Regions from separate parts of the Homo sapiens genome. Here region 1 is linked to region 2. A link is a loop called in an ENCODE intact Hi-C map of the cell type or tissue named here. Cell type or tissue: heart left ventricle. All regions are shown on one strand. Each heading gives the region's core, and the rest is flanking DNA. Links, peaks and the distances in the headings are about the cores only. Region 1 holds the start of LOC107986463 (a long non-coding RNA gene). Region 2 has its middle 9.5 kb from the start of CCDC69.

Region 1 (12,871 bases), core at 3,641-8,640, 60 kb before region 2:
AACTTTATCTGTATTTTTCTGAGAGTGAATTTTATTTCTGTATTATTTAAGTGAGATTGTTTTCTAGAAATACCATACTTCAGCGCAAGTGCCAACAAACACTTTCTGTAACAATGTAGACAATGAATATTTTAGACTTGGTGGGCCGCACTGTCTCCGCCCCAACTCTTCCATTCTGCTGTTGTAGTGCAAAAACAGCCATAGATGGGACGTGCAGGAATGAGTGTGGCTGTGTTCCAATAAAACTTTATTTACACACATTGAAACCTGAATTTCATACAATTTTCACGTTACCAAATTTTAATTTTTTTTCAACTATTTAAAAATGTTAAAACCATTCTTAGCTCACAGGCTATGCGAAAGCAGACAACCAGCCAGATTCGGCCCACGGCTTTAAGGCCAGTTTAAGCCTCACCACCTTCCTAGCCCCACTCACCTATTTTGTCCTCTCATCTTCCTGTCCTTCAGCACCCCCATGACCTTCCTGTGACCTTCAATGGCCCCTCCAGCTGCCGTCCAGCCCTGTCTGTCTGCCCTTGGGGACCCTCTCCTCCTGGCTGCAGGACTGTTTTTTCCTGAGCAGGTCTCTAAATAGCTCCATTCGCCTTGGCAGGGGGAATCCAGAGAAAGGAATTTTGTTTGGAGTCATGAGAAGCCAGGACTCACCACTTTGATTTGCTTTTGAAATTAGGTCCCCTCCCCTCCCATGGACAGGGGTCCCTGGCCACTTCCCTGAGCATGCCCCAACAGTCTCTCTCCTGCATTCCCTGCTACCAACATTTGCGTCTTGGCTTCTGGTTGCTCCGCCATGGACCCCAGAGTTCTCTGCTTCTTGGCCTGTTGCCTGCTCATCTAGGTCATTTCAGGTATGGGCATCTTCCATCTCAGCAAATCTTTTTATTCCCCTGCAGTGTCCTGAGGCCCCTGTCTCTTCATTTCCCGGGAGCACTCCAGGCTGGAGTGCAGTGGTGCAATCACATTTCCCTGCAGGAGCAGAAGGAAGGGTGATGAGCACCGGAACCTTGATGTCAGGAGGCTGAGTTCCCCGCTCAGCTCCTTTGCTCACTGTGCTGCTTTGGCCAAATCACCTCTCTGAGCTCAGCTTCTTCATCTATGCAATGACAAGGTTGAACTGTGTGCTCTTCCAGGTCTTTTCCAGACCTAATGGTCCCCTCTGATCTGAAAGATCATTTTTAGTCTAGCAGTCTGGGACTCATGTCATGGTTTGGAGAGCATGGAACTCTGGAATCTGATGGAACTAATTCTGGCTCCTCCACTAACTGGCAAGATTTAATGAGACTGAGTCTCTAAGACTCAGTTTACTTAGGAATATAATGGGAATAACAATAACCTCAAAATTACAGGGTGGTTTTAAAGTTAAACGGTGTATATAAATGCTTAGCCTACAGCCTAGTACATAAACACTCAATAAATAATAGCAATATTATTTTAATTTTAAATACCCTGAGTCTAGCCAGGCATGGTGGTGTGCACCTGTAGTCCTAGCTACTCAGGAGGTTGAGGCAGGAAGATCACTTGAGCCCAGAGGTTCGAGGCTGCAGTGAGCTATGATTGTGCTACTGCACTCCAGCTTGGGTGACAGAGAGAGACCCTGTCGCTAAAAAACAAACAAAAAAAAAACAAGCAAACAAGTGAAACAAAAAACAGAAAACACCCTGAGTTCATCATACTAAGATTATATAATCCTACGATCCTAAGTGTTTACTCCTAGCTTCTTTGAATCTAAGCATCTATAATTTTGTTCACAAAGATCAACAGTTTTAGGGCTTTATCGAGGGCAGGGCCTGAAGAATTTATAGCCCAGAACTTGATAGCAGATAGATCCCCAGGAGAGGCTGAGGCCCCAGAGAGCTATCACCTCTGTCTCTCAGCTTCCAGACATTCTAGGAAGAGGTTGGGGACATAATAATCCCTGCAAAATCGTGGCTGTGCTCAGAACAGGATTTAGAGGGATGTTGTCATCCCAGATTTCCTCTTCCAGATACTGCTTGGCTGTTGGATTCTCCTCAAGGAGCCTCATATGGAAGGAAAGGGGCAGGCACCTTCATGGTAAGAAAGTAGCAGTTTATCAAAGGGCTGATGGTTGGGGTTGGTGGGTTTGTTGGAAGGAGAAGGAACTGGAGAATGGGGGTGCTGGGAGTGAGGTGAGCTCAGATAGATAGGTCATGAGCAGTGAGAAGGAGCCCTGAGAGTTCATGTAGTCCAAGGATTTAAAACCATGTTCTGAGGAATTCTGCTGCCTTACTGCCTGCCTTAGAGTAAGGGTGGGTGGTGATTGAGAAGCTGATGGGTAGGTCTCCAGCTCCCATCCTCTCCAATCAGAGTAACCCGATTATTTGTTTTTTAACATTGACCTTTCAGTATTTCAAGGAATTGTTCTGTTATCTATAATCAACCTATCGATTGGTTTGTTTTTAAACCTGAAAACCTCAGGTTTAGTCTTATCTCTTTATCTCAAAGATGAGGGCTGGGTATGGTGGTTCATGCCTGTAGTCCTAGTGCTTTGGGAGGCCAAGGCGGGAGGATCATTTGAGGCCAGGAGTTTGAGACCAGCCTAGACAAAAAAGTAAGACTCTGTCTCTATTTTAAAAAAAAAAAAAAAGGCCAGGCGCAGTAGCTCACACCTGTAATCCCAACACCTTGGGAGGCCAAGGCAGGCGGATTGTCTGAGGCCAGAAGTTTGAGACCAGCCTGGCCAATGTGGTGAAACGCTGTCTCTATTAAAAATACAAAAATTAGCTGGGCGAGATGGCGGGTCCCTGTAATCCCAGCTACTCGGGAGACTGAGGCAGGAGAAACACTTGAACCAGGGATGGGGAAGTTGCAGTGAGCTGAGATCTCACCATTTCACTCTAGCCTGGGCGACAAGAGTGAAACTCCATCTCAAAAAAAAAAAAAAAAAAAGAAGATGTATGTGATATTGTGTGTAAGGCAGGTTAGAGGCCAGGTGACAAACAGGGGGCTAACATAATAGTCCAGATGTGATCTGACCAGGGCTTGCACAGATGGTGTTAGCAGTAATGATGGAGAGAAAAGGATGCCTCTGTGAACTATTAGGAAGGAAAAAAAAGAGCCTCAGGACTTGGCACAAATTGTGCAACCTTCTCTGTATGCAGAGATGATTTGGGGCTGGGTGGCAGAGAGGCACATGGAACAGTATTGCTTCCTCCTCCATGAGGAAGAAAAATGAGATCAGTTGGTAAAAGTTAAAGACAATTTTTCTTCCTCTTCCACAAGGAAGAAAAATGAGATCAGTAGGTCGATATCTAAAAGGGCTTCCTAGCAGTTGGATCCATTCTGCACTAAGGCCACAGGTGGGACTACAATGGGCTCTGGAGTTAGGCTGGCCTGGGTTTGAGTCTGGGTCTCCTTCTTGGCACAGTACAAGAGAATGTGGAAAAGTTAGTCTCTATAAGCCTCACATGCCTCACCTGTAAAATCAGAATACCTTCTTTGCAGTCATTAAGAGAGTGAAATAAGAAAATGTATTTTAAGGGGCTAGTACTGTTCCAGAAATACTGTAGGCTTTGCCAGTGGTAGCTATTGGTACTGTTAAGTGCTGAGTTCCCTATCATTAGGCATATTTAACCTCATGTTGAATGACCTCTTTTGTAGCATATTCTAGAAGGTTTTGAAATCTTGGTACAAGCTTGGAAAAAACAATGTGTAGAATCCCTTCCAGGGCCCACCAGCAGTTCTCCTTCTAAGGAATTCATTCTAAGGAAGTGATCTATTCAAAGGTGCATGCACAAGATGTTTATTCCAGAATTGTTTATTTCGGTTAAGAATATGAAATAACCTAAATACTCAACAATGAAGAAATAAATCATGATACATCCCTACCATAAAATACCATGCAGGTCATTTAAAATGTTGTTGCAGGGCCAGGCGTGGTGGCTCATGCCTGTAATCCCAGCACTTTGGGAGGCTGAGGTGGGCGGATCACCTGAGGTCAGGAGTTTGAGATCAGCCTGACCAACATGGCGAAACCACGTTTCTACTAAAAATACAAAAATTAGCTGGGTACGGTAGTGCACACCTATAGTCCCAGCTACTTGGGAGATTGAGGCATGAGAATTGTTTGAACCTGAAAGGCAGGGGTTGCAGTGAGCCGAGATGGTGCCACTGCACTCCAGCCTGGGTGACAGAGTGAAACTCTGTCTCAAAAAAAAAAAAAAAAAAGTTGGTGTAGGCAGGGTGCGGTGGCTCACACCTGTAATCCCAGCACTTTGGAAGGCTGAGGTGGGCGGACCACTTGAGGTCAGGAGTTTGAGACCAGCCTGGTGAAATCCCGTCTCTACAAAAAATACAAAAATTAGCTGGGTGTGGTGGCATGAGCCTGTAATTCCAGCTACTTGGGAGGCTGAGGTATGAGACTCACTTGAACAGGAGGCGGAGGTTGCAGTGAGCCAAGATCGTGCCACTGCACTCCAGCCTAGGCAACAGAGTGAGACTCTGTCTCAAAAAATAAAATAAAATGTTGGTGCACATGTATTTCTTGACATAGAATGATAATAACATATTCCTAAGTGAAAATGCAGATTAACAATATGTCTTACATTTTCCATTTTATTTTTTAACAAAATATTTAAAATATTTGCATTTAAAAGCCTTGGAAAAATATGCTTCAAAATATTAACAGTGGTTATCTCTAGATGATAAGCTTCAGAGCAAATTTAATCCTTTGTCTTGGTTTGGCTGTATAATTTATTTTTTATTTATTTATTTTTTTCTGAGATGGAGTCTTTCTCTGTCACTCAGGCTAGATCATGCAGTGGTAGGATCTCAGCTCACTGCAACCTCCGCCTCCTGGGTTCAAACGATTCTCCTGCCTCAGCCTCCCGAGTAGCTGGGATTACAGGCATGAGCCAACACACCCGGCTAATTTTTGTATTTTTAGTAGAAACGGGGTTTCACCATGTTGGCCAGACTGGTCTCGAACTCCTGACCTCATGATCCGCCCACCTCGGCCTCCCAAAGTGCTGGGATTACAGGCGTGAGTCACTGCGCCTGGCCAGCTGTATAATTTTTTCTCTGAGTAAGAATTATTTGTGGTAGTAATAAATGTAAAAATTGACAGAACTCTGAGGTTCCACTGAGGTGAATGAAGGCTGGTGATCCCAGACCCACCCTGTTTTCTCTGCAGGTGAAATCCCGGAGCATGGCAGAACTCCAAAGGCTCAGAAAATGAGGGGCTCCAAAGCAGCTGGCCCCAGTGAGGTGCAGCTTTCAGGAGCCCCCTGCCAGAGAAAACCCAAAGCAGACGGGAGCCAGAAGCCCATGCAGATGAAGACCCCCATGGAGGCTATAGCCTCTGCAACCCCAAGCCCCCCACCTGACCCAGGTGTAGGGAAGGCCCGATTCCCGAAGGTTGGGGACTCTTTGAGCCCCTGGAACAGCACTGCAGGGGGAAGGTGGTCCACTGGAGGGTGCCTGTATATCTGGAGGAGGAGGGGCGAAGGACGCCTGAGGTATGGGGTGGAAGAACTCTGGCAAAATTTTAATGGGTCTAGGAGTGTGTCAGAGGATGTTGGGCAGCAGTTCACAAGCACAGTGACAACAGTTTACAGGGATTAAGATGGCTCAGGACCCACACTGGGCATCCTGTTATGTACAACCATAGGCACCTAAAAGAAACAGTAAGATGGGCCCGCGAGCCCCATCAGATGCATAGTGATTGAACAGAGTAGGAGACAAGCAACCTTCCCACAATCCTGGGCTGCTTAAATGAGGGTAGGGGGTGGACCACAAATAGTGCCTCTAGGGAGGGACGTGGCAATGGAAAAGCAAGAGGCTGCCTGCCTGTCTGACCTATCTGTGGCGGATGGCAGGCTGAATACCACTCTTCTGCCAAGGACACCATAATAGGGAGGCCAAAAATGAAAGCAAAGTTGACCCACCAGTATTTCCCTCTGCCAGTCCAGAAGGAAATCAGGCAGAGGCTGGGATAGAAAACTGGGTTCCAAAGATTCGCCTATCCTCTCTCACTTCAGCCTCTTAAGATGGCTCTGGGACTCTGCCTCCTTTGTGGGTGGAAGTGCATGGAAAGCATTTGCAGGCTTGCACCAAGAGACATCAGGAAGGTGCCGAGGAGCACAAAGACGCTTGTGGCATTCCATTCGTGAAGTGCAAAGTCAAAGGGAAGGAGGGTTAGGCGAGCCAATCAGAAACTACGGGTGGGGCCAATGCAAATCCTAACAGATCCATTGAGAAAGGGGGAAAGATTGGGTGGGTGGGTGGGTGATGAAAGTTGGTGATGGGAGGGAGGACTGTCAGTAGACCAAATGCTGCCCACTAGGAGTATCGGGCCATCCCCATCGCCTGCCCGTCCCGCCCCTACCATCTGTCTTTCAGAATCAAGCACTTCAGCCAGTGCAGCCAGCTGCTGCTGGTGAACTCCTCTGGCGCAGACACCGGGGAATATAGCTGTTGGGCTCCGCACTGTCAGGACGGCGCATGCGCTGAATGCCTGGCCTACCAGAGAAAGACTTTCATCTTCTTCACAGGTGCCCTGGAGTCAGGGTCTCCAAGAACCTGCGTCCAGGAAAGTCCTCCAAACATAACCTTCTTTGGGCTTTCTCTTTAGACTCACCTGTAAGATGAGGGGAGTGTACTAGTCCTCCAAGATCCTTCACGGACATTCAAAGATTCTATGGCTAGTTCCATGGAGAACTGAGTAGTCACAGAGTCCAGCTTTGTCCAACAGAGGAAACACAGGACTCTTCATAGTCAGCAATGTCTCTTACTCAAATGCAACCAAAACAGTAACAATTATCCAATCGAGAGGTTATTGCTTTTGTTTTGTTTTATGAGACTGGGTCTTACGGTCTTGCCTAGGCTGGAGTGCAGTGGCATGATCACAGCTCACTGCAGCCTCGACCTCCTGGGCACAGGTGATTCTCCCACCTCAGCCTCCCAAGTAACTGGGACTACAGGTATATACCACTATACCTAGTTAATTTTTGTATTTTTTGTAGAGATGGGATTTCACTATGTTGCCCAGGCTGGTCTTGAACTCCTGGACTCAACCTATCTTCCTGCCTTGGCCTCCCAAAGTGCTAGGATTACAGGCATGAGCCACTGCGCCCAGCCCTATCTAGAGGTTCATGACCCCTACTACCAAGCATCACCTGGGAGCCTGTTGAAAACAGATTCCTGGGCCTCACTCCCATTAAGACTGTGTGGAGTCTGGGCACCTGCCATGTCAACAAACCCTACAGGTGATTCCAATCTTCAGACAGAGGTGGGAACCCACAGTCAGCGCTTCTCAACTCTGGCTGCAAATTAGGGTCACCTGTAGAACTTTAAAGCACAGACACCAATCCCCTTTTCCGCAAGGCAAGTTCTAATTCACTTGGTCTGGGGGTCAGGAATTGGTCATTTTAAAAGCACCTCAGGTGATTCCAACTTCACCTAATACATAAGCCACAAAACAGATGTGGCTATTTAAGTTAATTAGCGTTAAAGAAAGTTAATTATTCAGTTCTCCAGCTGCACTAACTGTATTTCAAGTGTCCAGGAGCCACATATGCTGAGTGGTTACATATTGGGCAACATAAATACAGAACATTTTCATCAACACATAAAGTTCCATTGGACAGCACCGCTCTTAAAAGCTGGTCCCCAGACCATTCCTGCTCGTTACATCATAGTGCACCCAAGAATCTGACCTGAGATTGTGGTGTTAAAAAGTACTTTGAAGGCCAGGCGTGGTGGCTTATGCCTGTAATCTCAGCACTCTGGGAGGCTGAGGCAGGCGGATCACCTGAGGTCAAGATTTCGAGACCAGGCTGGCCAACATGGTGAAACCTCGTCTCTACTAAAAATACAAAATTAGCTAGGCATGGTGGTGTACGCCTGTAATCCCAGCTGCTCAGGTGGCTGAGGAACAAGAATTGCTTGAACCTGAGAGGCAGAGGTTGCAGTGAGCCAAGATGGCACCACTGCACTCCAGCCTGGGTGACAGAGCAAGACTCTTTCTCAAAAAAATAAAATAAAAAGTCTCTTGATAGAGTTTGATGAATGTTTTTGTCCCATGGGCCTCATGCTCATAGCCAATATCTCATTTGCTTCTTATCAGTTCTATGAAGTAAGCTGGGGTGGGATTATTGCTCCCAATTGACATTTGAGAACCAAGGTCCTACAGCTAGCAGGTGGTAGGATTGGGAACCAAACTTTGACTTCAAGAAGTTCAGTATTTCCTGTAATCTTTTTTTCTTTTTTTTTTTTTTTTCTTTAAGACAGAGTCTCACTCTGTTGCCTAGGCTGGAGTGCAGTGGCGTGATCTCAGCTCGTCACAACCTCCGTCTCCCGGGTTCAAGCAATTCTCCTGCTTCAGCCTCCCAAGTAGCTGGGACTACAGGCACGCACCATCATGCCTGGCTAATTTTTGTATCTTTAGTAGAGACGGGGTTTCACTATGTTGTCCAGGCTAGTCTCAAACTCCTGACCTCATGATCCGCCTGCTTCGGCCTCTGAAAGTGCTAGGATTACAGGCATGAGCCACCGTGCCCGGCCGTCCTATAACCTTTTTTGCATTTTTTACATTGAAGGGCCCTTAAAGATCAAGCAGTCTGAATCCTTGCATTGTGCATGATTGCATGTGCAGAGAGGGAAAGATTTCTTTAATACACACAGCAAGCTAATGACAGATCTGGAACTAGGAAGTTTGTCTTCAGCATCCTCAGTCCAGGACCCCTTCCTTATGAGACAGGAAGGAGCATAGAGAATGGGGATGGGAAGAGATAGTGAGGTTTCAGGTCCCCAAGAAAGACCTCATGCTCCTGGGTGGTAATAGAGCCACTGGGAAGCAACAAATCTTTTTCCCCACATTCCCAGACCCTGAGGAGCTCTTTGTCCCTACAGATAACTACTATGAGGTGGTACAGCTGCGCACTCATCATCCAGCCTTGCTTCCCTTCCAAGTTAAAAACCCCCTGGCCCAGATGGCACTACACTGGGAGCTCCCCACTGAGGAGGTCCCAGTGGGAGACAGACATCTCCTTTGATGTGAAGAAGGGCTTCACTATTCACCAGGCCCAGGCTTCCTTGGCTGGCTCCCTCTTATGCATGGCCAGCCTAGGTGGCATGAGACAAATCTCTACCAAGTACATTCTGGTCTATATCAATTGCACATGGGTCTAGGGCTCTGGGTGGGCAGGGAAGGGGAGGATATGGGGAGATATACCTTCTTCAGGAACCTCTGGTTTCGGCTCTGTGGATTATGGAGCTCTAAACAACATCAGCTTTTGATGACTCTCTATGTAGTCAGCCGTTTTGTCCAGCCAGCCGATCAGCCATGGAACCAGCTGATACCAGCTCAGCCTTTCTATCCATTGACCTATTCACAATCAAGTCAAACTGTTCCATGCATGAATCCTCCATCAGTCAATCATTCCATCACCTACCCATACTCCATTAATTCATTTTACCCATTCATACATCTACACATCCTCTATCAATTCAACCACCTCAACCATTCACCCTCTACCCATTTAGCCATTCTGCCCATTCATTCTATTCATCCATCTCTCCATCCCTCTATCTACCATCAATTCAACAATTCTAACAATCAAGTCAACATGTTTGTCTCTAACTTCTCTACCCTCTTAACCATGGCAGACCCATCTTCCTCCCCAAAACCCACCATCCAAGCTTCAGCAACATCAGTATAACTAGGAGAAAACTTCAGTGTGACCTGCATGGTTCTGGGCCGAGCCAGAGATTGCTGTGGACCTTAGCGAGGGATATTCAGGGCAGAAGGTAAGCAGCGGGTAATGGAGGCTGTGTGTATGTGTGTACATGGTGGTGGAGTGTTGGGGCAGGGAGGTGGGAGTGAAGGATTAGTTAGGACCAAGAGCAATCATGGTGGGATGGAGCTACTGCTTGACTGGGAATCTGATAAACCTGGATTCTGGTCCCAACTCTGATGCTGCTTCTCTGAGTTACCTAGGGCAAATCACTTCCCTTTTCTGGGCCCCAGTTTTCTCATCTTTCAAATAGTAACTTCTCAGATTACTGCGTAAGAATGCATAATTTGTTCCTTTCTTAATTTAACCAAAAATGAGCACTTGCCACATGCCAGACACTGGACTAGGTACTAAGGTTATGAGGATGAGTCTAAAAGAGATGGCTTCTGCTATCTGCAAGTTTATCATCTAAGCAGGGAGAAGTGAAATATGGACAAAAGTGACCATGCAGACAATGCCAAATGATACAATGAGCATAAAACAGGGCAATGCGATAGGGTCTACCTAAGATATAGTGGTTAGGGAGTCATCTCCAAGGTGACATTCAAGCCGAGACCAGACTGGCCTCAGCCACACAAAGATGGTGCTGGAGCAAATGCTCAGGCTCTGTGGCTGGGTGTGTATGTGTAACAGGAGATGAACGTTAGCAACTGTTTCCTTGGCATCTGCTGTGAGATCAGACCTTCCCAAGTGGTGTTGGAGAGGTAGTGTTTCTTTCTTCTCAAAGAACTTACTCCCATGAAATTCAAACATCTGGAGAACGGCTGTGCTAAAAGGTATATTACCAACCTGGAGGACCTGAGGCATTTGTAAGAGGACTTCCTGGAAGAGCTGGAATTTGACAGGAGCCTTGTGGAGAGGGAGGGGGAAGATCCAGACCTGTGGTACTAGGAGAAAGAATAAGGGCGAACATGTCACACCCACATGAGACCCAGAGACTCATCTGTCCCACCACTGCCACCTGTGGAGAATGCAGGGGAGCATGTGGGCCCAGGAACTCAAGCATCATTCTTGAGACTCCCAGGAGCCATCAATGACATGTGAGCAGTGAGCTGATCTTGTATGGGTCCCAGGGAAAGAGTGGCTCAGAAAGACCCATGAGGGGCTATCACCCAGCTGGAGGCCATTTAAGAACAGTATAGGACAGGGAAACAAGGTGCTCTACAAGCTGTGATTTGACAAGATCACCACTTTCAGTAGCCCTGAAAAGGAGGCCAGTGGCACCCAGTGAGGGTGCCCTGTGGAACCCAGTGAGGGTGCCCTGTTCCCCCCGAACTTAAAACACTCTGGCTCCACCTCGCTCCAGTCATTTGTGTAGCCTGAGCTGGCACATAGCGACTTCCCGAGTTCATCTCTCCATTCCCTGCAGTGGCTGCAAGGATGTGATAAAGGTGAACTCCACAGAGGCCTTAGGCATTGGAAAGGGTAAAGGATCATTCTCCCACTTGTCAGAAGAGGAAACTGAGACCCAAGAAGGGGAAAGGAGCATACAGACGGTCAGGAGACACTGGCTTGGCTTTACCAGGATTTCCCCAACATGTTCTTTAGAAGGGTGGAATACCAGAAAGTTCCCTCCCACCCTACCTCACTTCCTCTTATAACCATTACCTGTCTTGGAGATTCAAAATACACAGGTACATGTAACAGACTCAGTGGTCGGAGTCTACCCAATTTCACTTTGCTTTTCTTAATGTTTCCAAAACACTTTTGGTAGTAAAATTCTTCCTCTTCCTCTCCTTTGAGGAGGTAGCATCCCTACAGAAGCAGAGGGCCACAAAACCCACGTTGGGAAGTACTTCCCTGGACTGAGTTACCTCTGGACACTCTTTGAGAAGGGGAGGGAAACCCAGCTTTTCTCTGCAGACTTGAGAAGCTTAACGTTTTTCACAAAGAACCTGGCCTTTAAGGTGCTCTGACACCAAGCTGAAGTGTGACCTTGGGCAAGTCACTTCTCCTTTCCCCAAAGAGATAAATGGTGCCTCTTACCTGACCCTGGTGTGTGAGTCAGAGATGCACCTGGGGCAGCTGATGGACAGTCCGTTTTTATCCCCTACCGTTGGGCCAACCACTCTACATCAGTGAACAGGCCCATGTGGTACACGGGGAGAGCCAGGTACAGCAGGAGGCAGAGGGCACCCTGTATGTGGAGGGGACCTGGGCTAGGGATGCTGGTGTCTACACCTGCTGGGCCACCAACCTTCAGGGCACTGGTTTGGCCACCACCCATGTCCACGTGACTCGAGGTCCTCGTGTCTCCTCTACCCCTTCCTAGCTCCCTCCCTGGCCACAGGCATCTGGATGTGGAGCAATAGGCAGAATCAGGGGTAGGTACCTGTGGGAACATCAGTGTTTCTGATGCCAAAGAGGGGTCCTGCAGTGCAGAAGGTGACTTCTCATTCATCCTCGCAGTCTCTCCCACCCCATCCCTCTGTTTTCACCACTTACTTCAACCTCAGCCTCACTCCAAGCCTTGGTCTATTTTGAAGGCCATCCTTTAATCCAGGCTTCACCCTAGCCCCAGGCCCCACATCCACAATTAGGGCAAAGCAAGGGCCAGTGGGGCTTTGGTGCTTGAGGAGAGTGCCCAGAACCACGAGTGGGCTACCCAGGCCCCAGATTTACTCTTCAGAGATCCCCACCATTGGCAGAAGTCCTTGTGAAGACCCACCTCCCCACCCTCCCAGAAAAACACAAAAGTCACATAAATAAGGTGCCGCATGTTCTTTTTAGTTTCCATACATCGTCTGTCCCAGAGTGAGGAGAAGTTGATCTCCTTCCCACATCCACCACAGGCTGCGTGAGGGAAGCCTGGCTCCCCACAACTTGCTCCTTCTCCAGCCCTGCCCCTCTCAATTAAAACAATGCTTTCTTTTTTCTTTTCTTTTTTTTGAGACGGAGTCTTGCTCTGTCACCCGGGCTGGAGTGCAGTGGCGCGATCTTGGCTCACTGCAAGCTCCGCCTCCTGGGTTCACACCATTCTCCAGCCTCAGCCTCCCAAGCTGCTGGGACTACAGGCGCCCACCACCACGCCAAGCTAATTTTTTGTATTTTTTTAGTAGAGACAGGGTTTCACTGTGTTAGCCAGGATGGTCTCAATCTCC
Region 2 (10,420 bases), core at 3,663-8,662:
TTTAGGATTTGCTGCACAAAGAGAAGGGAGTGTACCGAGAATAGTGCATAGGGCCTTAACTGCTTCCACTTGGAGGAGACGCACATTAGGTCCACTCACATTTCATTGGCCAAAGCAAGTCAAACAATCATGCCCAACTTTAAGAGGATGGGAAAGTGCAATGTGTGTGCAGAAGGAGAGGAGAATCAGAAATATTGGCAAATAGCATAATGTCTACCATAGTTAGCAATCAATAAGTAGCTACTACTTCTTCGGCAAGTAGGGTGACTTATCCTGACTTGCCTAGGATTTTCCCACTCTTAGCCCTGGAAGTCCCATATCTCCAGAGACTCTTCAGTCCCAGTCATGTTGGGATGGTTGGTCACCCTATGGCCAAGGCATAGTCAAGGTGCAAGAGAAGACTCAGTTCTTGTTCTTGAATTAGTTATAATCTGGAGTGCTTTTGTTTGACATTTGATCTATATGTAAGAAAAAATGGGAAACAATACAAAATAGGTTTTATAAAGCTAATGCCAAGTCATGTGCTTCATGCAGGAGGTATTAGCATTAAAGAGAAATAAGATACCAAGGTGGGTGGGGATAGTCAAGGAGGACTTCATGGGGGAATACTACAGCCAAAGGATATTCATACCAAAAGGAATTCTAGAACGTCAGGTTGGGTTGGAATTTGATGCATTGCACTGCTTGCAATGAAGAACACTGACTAATATAAATCTTTGTTATCATGTCCTTTCTAGGTGCTTATGCAGCCTGTGTTTAATACTTTCAGTGATGGGGAAATCACTACCCATCTTTTCATATCTTGCCGGAGGGGAGAAGCAAGGAGGAATGATTATAAGAGGGAAGAACAGCATGAGTCAAGTCAGGTTAGAGCATGGAGGCTGGCAAGTTAGGCAATGAGGGATTCATGTTGGTAGCTAGGTTGTGTGTAAAAGAACAAAAGTTGATGTTGTGGGCTCTTTGGGGGAAATATTGGAAACAACAATACGAGGATTATTCTGAGCATCTTTCTTTCTTTCTTTTTGAGACGGAGTTTTGCTCTTGTTGCCCAGGCTGGAGTGCAATGGTGCAATCCCGGCTCACCGTAACCTCCGCCTCCTGGGTTCTAGTGATTCTCCTGCCTCAGCCTCCCAAGTAGCTGGGATTACAGGCATGTGCCACCACGCCCGGCTAATTTTTTGTATTTTTAGTAGAGACAGGGTTTCTCCATGTTGGTCAGGCTGGTCTCGAACTCCCAACCTCAGGTGATTCTCCTGCTTCAGCCTCCCAGAGTGCTGGGATTACAGGTGTGAGCCACCACGCCCAGCTTATTCTGAGCATCTTTCATGACAAAAATTTAATATACCCATATGTAAAAAGTTTTGCCTAGAATTTCAGGCAATTCAGGGACCCCACACAGCCCATGCAGTGGGGCTATGCGTGGATCCCAGGTGAAGAACCTCTCAGCTCAGTGGTCCCAATTACCCTGATTTGATCATTACCCATTGTGTACATGCATGAAATATCACACGTATGCCCCAAATATGTACAACTATTAAAGGTCTTTCTAGCCCTAAAGCTTTTTCTCTATAGGTTCTTCTGATTGGGCCCAAATATTCCCCAAGCACATGTCCTCTGCCCAGAGTGACTTTCTTCACAATCCACCTCTGTGGGTTATAATTCTATCCATACATCGAGGAGCAGCTCCAATGCCTCTCCTTCCAAGAGCCTGGCAGCACTTGTTCTCTGGCTCTCTGAGCACACGTGGCAGTTTTCCTCTGAGCTTCACTTGTTGGTGTGCTCTGGGTGTCCTCCCTAATGGATGAAGGATTATACAGCTCTGTCTCCTCCCTCCTCACCCCATCCCATCCCACTGAGAGATTGCCAGTCACCTTACTCAACTTCCATTCTTCTCTCTTCCGTAATTACAGAATCCTGATCATTCTTTGAGCCAGCAAAGTACTGGGCTAACAGGCTACTTACGCAGCTTTCCTTGCATCTAGGGGTGGCCAGGGATATGTAAGGGGAAATTATGGGTTAAGGCTTCCAGGAAAACTTTTAATGGGAGGATGACTCAGCTGGGAGCAGGGCTCCCCTGTTTTGTGCTCCCCCTTTTCCTGCCTGGAATACAGACCGGATGGCTGAATCCTGGCACCCATCTTATTACCTGGCGCCAAAATAAGGAAGGAGTCTTGATCTCTGATTAATTTATGGTGTCCCAAGACCAGCCTTGATCAACTACTTCCAAACCTTTACACATAATAAACAAAATAGTTTAAGCCAGTAGGGAAATTATAGTTAACAATAATTAATTGTATTTTTCAAAATAGCTGGAAGAGAATTGTAATGTTCCCAACACAAAGAAAAGACAGATGTTTGAGGGGATGAATATCTAAATTACCCTGATTTGATCATTACACGTTGTGTACATGTATGAAATAGCACATGTATCACATGTATGCCCTGAATATGTACAACTATTATATATCAACTTACAAAATTTTTAAAAAATGTGTTTTAGTCAGTGCTGTTGAGATTTTGTTACTTATAGCAGAGTGCATTTCTAACCAATACATAGGTCACTAATTAAGTTTGATTATATTGAATTTAATTAGAATAATTTACTCGTAGGGACACTCTGTAAAGCCCCAGCTTCAGTTCTGGAGATGGGAAATGAGGCTGTGTTGATTAAGGTTCCCTGGGTTTTCTGGACTCTGGATAGAAAGGCTGGTTTTGGCCAGGCACGGTGGCTCATGCTGGTAATCCCAGCCCTTTGTGAGGCTGAGGCAAGTGGATCACTAGAGGTCAGGAGTTCGAGACCAGCCTCGCCAACATGGCAAATCCTGTCTCTACCAAAAATACAAAAATTAGCCAGGCATGGTGGCATGTGCCTGTAATCCCAGCTACTCGGGAGGCTGAGGCATGAGAATCTCTTGAACCCAGGAGGCAGAAGTTGCAGTGAACTAAGATTGCACCACTGCACTCCAGCCTAAAAATAAAGGTTGGTTTTGACAGGCTCCTCTTGAAGAATGAAAACACCTGAAATTGTTGAGTCCTTAGAATTCTACTGGAGTATTTCTCAAGATATGGGCAGGCTCATTTGCTTCAGAAGCATCAGGGATTGGTTAAAGTGCAGTTTCTCTGGACTTCTCTCTCTTTTCCCCATCCACTGCATCAGGACTGAGAGGACTGAGTCAGAGGAATCTTCACACTCAAGGTTGAGCTTTACTGCCCCAAAGCTTGTGTGGGTCTCCTTGCCAGGGAACTGAATTGCTACATGGATTGGATTGGATTGTGTTGAATTGAATGAAAGGGTAAGTCCTTGGAAAGGAGAATTGAATCTGAGTAACACTAATTAGCAAGAAGTCATCCCTGCCTATTTTCCCAGGAGAGCTGTAGTTTGGGATTTGGGCTGCCTTGGGAGAGGCATCAAAAGATTCACTTTACCACTTTCTTTACCAAGAGTCAGTTCATGTAAATCATGGTCGGCCAGTGCTTTCTCTGTTCAGTGAAGTTCAGATAAAGATCCCTAAGGAGCTTGGATGGTAAGAGTAGGAGGAGCACAGAACATCACCTAGAAATACTCTCTCTTTTTTTTTTTTGAGACAAAGTCTCGCCCTGTTGCCCAGGCTGGAGTGCAGTGATGCAATCATGGCTCACTGCAGCCTCGACCTCCGGGGTTCAGGTGATCCTCCCACCTCAGCCTCCTGAGTAGCTGGGACTATGGGCATGTGCCACCATGCTTGGCTAATTTTTGTATTTTTTTGTAGAGACAGGGTTTTGCCATGTTGCCCAGTATTGTCTTGAATTCCTGGCCTCAAGTGATCCTCCCGTCTTGGCCTCCCAAAGTGCTGGGATTACAGGTGTAAGCCACCATGTCCAGCTGCCTGGGAATACTCTCTAGGGAAAACTGCACATGCTTTCCTTAAGTAAGCTGTGGGGTCTGGAGGCCGCTAGGAATGAACAATAGTGAACATTTCATTGCATCAGTGGCTCTCAAAATGTGGACCAGGCTTTAACAGCATCAGCATCTCTTGGGAAATTGTTAGAAAAGCATCAGACATCCTGGGTGTGGGCCTCAGCAATCTGTGTTTTAACATCTCCTCCCCATAATTGTGATGTGTGCTTATGTTTGAGAACCACTGCTTTAGACCTTCATGTCCTCCTCATGTCTGATAGATGTCTGATAGACTTAAAAAAAATGGACACAGAGATGAGGGACAAAGTAGGGTCCAGGGCTCAGTGAGTCGATGGGTAAGCACTGTTTTCTGGGTTTGAGACATCCTTGGCAACACTGGGTGTCTAGTGTCTAGACCACCCCTACCCACATCCTTCGTGTGAAACATGGTGGACTGTTCCATGGGCTACATGAGCCAGGCCCTGAACCACCCCACATCTAGAGACCTTAGGAGAATCCTTCCTTGCTTTGGAGATTCTGAGGCTCCCTTTTGGATACAGTCTTCTGATGAGCAGCGTGTTGATTTATAAGTAATTGACTGAGCAGGACTCCAGCATTAGCTTGGGTCTTTCCAGGCTCAGAACAGAGCTGGGTATTCACTTGCCCGGCTGCAAGCAGACAGTAAACTCCCTACCCCTCTACCTTGCCTCCCCCAATATACATCTCATCAAGGGACCATCTGCACCTTCTGCATATTCCCACTGACATCATGCTCTCAATTCTATCCAACTGCAGACACATTAACTGTATAGCCTTGTTCAGTGGATCCTCATTTCCAGCAGCCCACTTCATTCTTTGATTTGAAAAGTGAATATTTTTCAACCTGTATAGCCTGCTATGTAATCATAACTTAAGCAACCGTTTTCCAACAGACGACTATGCCTTGACCCCTTCTTCTGGGAAACCTGGCATTTCCTGGTCCTGGGTCCTGATGCATCTTCCTTGTTCTACCCTAGTGGGAGGGTCTTACCCACATAAAACAATGGGAATGAGAGTTGGAGGATGGTGAGGTCAGCAACTGGGCTTTCCAAACTGAAAATTGGACCACATGAGGTAGCAAAGAAATTTTGTGACTTATGTATATTTTTATTGATCTGATTCTATTCATGCATTACTGTTCGCCAAAATATTGGAATTTCTGGGACATTTAGAGGGACAAGGAGGTAGAATAATATTTGTAAATCGGAGTGGCCCAGAATATATGGGAGATATACCTAGGTCTGCAGGTTAAAACCCAAATGTCTATAGGGCTAGGTAGGTACCTAAATTAGAAAAAGGCTAGTATAAGTTGGGGACAGGTGCAAACTGGGGGCCATATACCAAACCAAAAGGAGCACAGGTGGCTGCACTGCAGTGGATTGGTGTTAGAAGGAAATGGAGGCCCTGATTGGCCTGACCTTCTAATTTTCTAAGTGAAACTGAAAATCTTTTTTCTTTTTTTTTAAGAGATAGGGTTTTGATGTGTTGCCCAGGCTAGAGCGCAGTGGCTATTCACAGGCACGATCATGGTGCACTGCAGCCTCAAACTCCAGGGCTCAAGCGATCTTCTGCCTCAGCCTCCCAAGTAGCTGGGACTATAGGTGCATACCACTATGCCCGGCTCAATTTTTTTATTTTTATTTTTGGCAAGGTCTCGCTTTGTTGCCCAAGCGGGAGTGCACGGCACAATCATGGCTCACTGTAATCTCAACCTGCTAGGCTCAAGTGATCCTCTCGTCTCAGCTTCCTGAGTAGCTGGAACTACAGGTGCATGCTACCACACCCAGATAATTTTTGTATTTTTTGTAGAGATATGGTTTTGCCATGTTGGCCAGGCTGGTCTCGAACCCCTGGGCTCAAACAATCCTCCTGCCTCAGCCTCCCAAAGGTCTGGAATTACACGTGTGAGCCACTTTGTCCAGCAACCCCACCCCCCACTTTTTAAATGTAAAATCTCTCTTTCTCTTTTACACAAACACATGCACACAAATCACCATGCAAGCTAAACAAAATATTTGCAGGAGGTTACATTGCCTGTATTCCAGGTAGACAAATAATGCAACAAGGGTTATGGAAAAATACCATGGAAGCAAAAGCAGTGATTAACTCTGTCTGGGAGAGTGAAGGTCGGGGCAGCTTCTCCAAGGATGTGATGTCTGAGCTGAGCTGTGTAGATTAAGCAGGGGTTCTGCTTGTCCACAAAGTGGGAAGAACATTTTATGCCCAGTGGCACTTTCAGGGGGGCCTCGGAGGCTCAGTGCAGCTGGAATACTGGGGGAATGCAGAGAGCGAGGAAGATACAGATAGGCAGAGGCCTTGAAGGCCTGGCCAAGACATTTTTCCTTTATCCCGTAGGAGTGGGAGTGGTGTGGTCAGATTGGTGGTATCCAAGGTCACTCTGGGGCTCACGTGGAGAATGGCGAGGAAGCGCTGTGCTGAAGCAGTCAAGTATCTACTGGAATAGTTCATGAGAGTGTGGGTGAGGATCCCAAAGGCACTTTGGTGCAAAAGGATTGCAGCCTTGAGGGCCAGCTCAGGCCCTGTCCTCACAGAGCTCCCGGACTGATATAATAAGGTAACTACGGTGCGCAGCAGTGTGGGGTGCCTTTGGGTAGGCGGAGAGCAGTTTCCTCTACTCTTAGCCTGGGAGGCGGCAGCTAGCGGCCGGCAGTGTTGTGGTTACCAGGGCCTTGGGTTACAACACATGTTTGTTTTTTAAAAACGTTGCGATACCTTTTAAATCAGGGCCCTGGACAGGGTCCAAGGACAGTAGCAAGGACCAGCCCCCATGGTGCTTCTTAAAGAAGCAGCTGCAGAGGAGGGACGGAACCTTGGGAACCTGGATTTCTGGGGGACCCTAAGTTCAGGCAGGGCTTGGAAGCTGGGCAAGGCTGGACGCAGCCTCCAGTTCACCCCATTCCTCCTCTTCCTTCCTCAAGGCTCTTTTGGCTCAGGAGCACTTGGAGAAGATGAACTGTCTTCCAAGCTGTCTTGGAAAGCTACAAGTGGTAGGCAGAGGCACCCAGGAATGTAGAGTCCAGCTCCTCGAAAGAAAGGAAGACCAGGCCGGGCATGGTGGCTCACACCTGTAATCCCAGAACTTTGGGAGGCTGAGGCGGGTGGATCACAAGATCAGGAGTTCAAGACCAGCCTGGCCAAGATGGCGAAACCCCGTCTCCACTAAAACTACAAAAATTAGCTGGGTGCGGTGGCAGGTGCCTGTAATCCTGACTACTCAGGAGGTTGAGGCAGGAGAATTGCTTGAACCTGGGTGGCAGAGGTTGCAGTAAGCTGAGATCACGCCACTGCACACTAGCCTGGGTGACAGAGCAAGACTCTGAAAAAGGAAGGAAGGCAGGCAGGCAGGCAGGCAGGCAGGCCTTCCAACTGGTCAAAGATTCAGGGGTCTGGCTTGACAGGGAGTGAGTGCCCCATTGCGGGAGGTGTTCAAGCAGAAGCTAACGTTGGTCAAGTGTGTTGGAGAAAGTGTACAAGGGTCTGCTGGAGGAGGGGTCTGGAGGGAATGGACTCTTAGATTTGATTGGGACTGGAAGAGATCTTCGTCGTAGTCCCTTTTCAGAGGCAAAAGTTATTCTTTTCTTTTCTTTTTTTTTTTTTTCTGAGATGGAGTCTTGTTCTGCCGCCAGGCGGGAGTGCAGTGGTGCGATCTCAGCTCACTGCAACCTCTGCCCCCTGGGTTCAAGCGATTCTCCTGCCTTAGCCTCCCAAGTAGCTGGGACTACGGGTGGGCACCACCACACCAGGCTAATTTTTGTATTTTTAGTAGAAACAGGGTTTCACCATGTTGGCCAGGATGGTCTCGATCTCCTGACCTCGTGATCCTCCCACCTCGGCCTCCCAAAGTGCTAGGATTACAGGCATAAGCCACCGTGTCTGACCAAAAGTTATTCTTTAAAGGAGTCAGGATTAGGTAGGATTCAAGAGACTTTCACTCTTGTGCAGTGTTGGTGAGAATGTAAATGGTGCAGCCACCGTGGAAAACAGTATGGAGATTTCTGAAAAAATTAAAAATAGAACTGTATGATCCAGCCATCCCATGAAAAGAGATCTACTCTCCTGTGTTCATTACAGCATTATTCACTATAGCCAAGATATGAAAACAACCTAAATGCCCATCAACAGACGAATGGGTAAAGAGAATGTGGTGTACACATATGACGAAATTGTATTCAGGCTGGGCACGGTGGCTCACACCTGTAATTCCAGCACTTTGGGAGGCCAAGGCAGGTGGATTACCTGAGGTCAGGAGTTTGAGACCAGCCTGGCCAACATGGTGAAACCTCGTCTCTACTGAAAATACAAAATTAGTGGGTGTGGTGGCATGGGCCTGTAATCCCAGCTACCCGGGAGGCTGAGGCAGGAGAATTGCTGGAAACTGGGAGGTGGAGGCTGCAGTGAGCCAAGATTACACCACTGTACTCCAGCCTGGGTGACAGAACGAGACTCTGTCTCAAAAAAAAAAAAAAAGAAAAGAAAAGAAAAGAAAAAGATAAAAGAAACAGTATTCAGCCTTAAAAAGAAGGAAATCTTGTCTTTTGTGACAACATGGATGAACCTGGAGGACATTATGCTAAGTGAAATGAGCCAGTCATGATGCCATTTATAAGAAATATCTAAAATAATCAAACTCCTAGAAGCAGAGAATTGGATGGTGGTTGTCAGGAGCTGATGGGGGAGGGTACCGGGGAGTTGTTGCTCAGTGGGTATAAAGTTTCTGTTATGCAAGATGAATAAGTGCTAGACATCTGCTGTACAACAGAGTGCCTATGGTTAATAATACTTTATTACACACTTAAGAATTTAAGAGGGTAGATCTCATGTTAAGTGTTCTTACCATAAAAAAAAACAAATGAAAACAAACAAACAAACAAAAACCAAAGGGGCACAGGAAACTTTTGGAAGTGATGGATATGTCTATTACCTTCATTGTGGTGATGTTTCATGGGTGTATGCATATGTCCAAACTCATCAAATTATTCACATTAACTATGTGCAGTTTTTTTGTATATCACTTATACCTCAATAAAGCTGTTTTTGTTTTGTTTTGTTTTGTTTTGTTTTTTGAGACGGAGTCTTGCTTTGTCGCCCAGGCTGGAGTGCAGTGGCCCTACCTGGGCTCACTGCAAGCTCCGCCTCCCAGGTTCACGCCATTCTCCTGCCTCAGCCTCCCGAGTAGCTGGGACTACAGGCACCTGCCACCACACCAGGCTAAGTTTTTTGTATTTTTAGTAGGGACAGTTTCACCGTGTTAGCCAGGATGGTCTTGATCTCCTGACCTTGTGATCTGCCCGCCTCGGCCTCCCAAAGTGCTGGGATTACAGGCGTGAGCCACCGCGCCCGGCCAATGAAGCTGTTTTTTGAAAAATAGAGACTTCCATTCTGATGCTTGGTTTGCTATTGACTTGCACCATGACTCTGGATAATTCACATACATTCACATTCCCCACCCCACTCTTTGCTCAATTCCTGGCTTCCAGTAAGCACTGCAAAGATTTGTTGAACAAATGGGTGAATGAATGAATTAGTTGGACTGAGTATGAAGTTTACATTCACACTTGTGCATGTATGAGTAATTTCATTTTTTTTTTCTGGGTAAAGGCCTATATCTTGAATTGCCATCACCATCATTTATTGAGAATTTACTATGATATGCTAAGGGCTTCGTATACTTATCACATTTAATCATCAGAACGCGGAAGGGAGACCGGACGGGCTACCACTTCCACTGTATTAATGAGAAAGCTCAGGTTTGGGGAGGGCAAGTCTCTTGCCTAGGGTCCTACTCTGGGATTTGGACCTAGGTCTACCAGACTCCACAACCGGAGCTCTAAAGCCCCATGATAAATTACTTCAGCTTCTCAAAGAGATCTGTGACCCCAGAAGGGTGAAGAGAAAACGCCCTACTGCCCTAGATTCTAATTATCCGAGAGTCTTTGGGGGAACGGGTCGGGTGGTTTGCTGGGGCGGGAATGGAGGAGAAAGCAAGTAAGCAAGAGCACAGGAGGGCAGAGCCCAAGCCAGCAAGGGCTGCTATTTACAGTAGCCCCAGAGCCCCCAGAGAGGATGATAAGGGGGCGGACTGGGAAGAGCAGTTGTAAGAGGAGCCAGGGAGCGGGAGGGGGTGATCTCCTCCCCCGGGCCCTGCTGCCTCCAGCTCACCCTGTCGCCTGATGTCTAAATAAGGTGCAGAGGCACACTCCCAGCAGCTAAAAATAAAACTTCCGCTCCCCCTCCTGCCCTTGGGCTCTGGCGACCTCCTCAGCCCCATCGGGACTCCCCCTTGGCCCGACCGGCTCCCCCTTGGCCCTGAGGCATGCCCTTGCCCGAGCTATAGAATCGTCTCCCCTGAACCCCGACTGCAAGAACATCTGGACCAGAAGGCAGGGGGCGTGGGTCTCACACTTGGCTCTGCCTTGACAAACCTGGGCAAATCTCTTTTCTTCTCTGGACCTCAGTCTCCCCACACGTAAAATGAAGGCATTA

What was found. A loop is a pair of places that touch in the nucleus more often than their neighbours do. Peaks named below come from ENCODE experiments on the same cell type or tissue, not always from the same donor. Only the 100,000 strongest peaks of a DNase experiment are listed, where the experiment ranks them.
Region 1: a loop joins it to region 2, with 2.7 times the contacts of the local background. A loop is called at or near these places in 59 of 110 quality-filtered maps.

What each region holds. Positions count from the first base shown.
Region 1 is chr5:151,168,576-151,181,446 of GRCh38, forward strand. It overlaps LOC107986463 (a long non-coding RNA gene), which reads right to left and starts at 6,884. Exons shown (of 3, transcript XR_001742936.2): 1 at 6,614-6,884; 2 at 1,464-1,618; 3 at 10-984. CCDC69 (coiled-coil domain containing 69) reads right to left here. Exons shown (of 9, transcript NM_015621.3): 9 at 12,477-12,871. It also overlaps the pseudogene PDGFRL2P. In heart left ventricle, for the core only: no CTCF peak of the experiment used is centred there; a DNase peak (open chromatin) is centred at 6,409.
Region 2 is chr5:151,228,415-151,238,834 of GRCh38, forward strand. No RefSeq gene overlaps it. Among named protein-coding and RNA genes, the nearest start is that of CCDC69, 9.5 kb to the left of the region's middle. In heart left ventricle, for the core only: no CTCF peak of the experiment used is centred there; a DNase peak (open chromatin) is centred at 6,567; H3K4me3 peaks cover 944 bases; H3K27ac peaks cover 1,145 bases.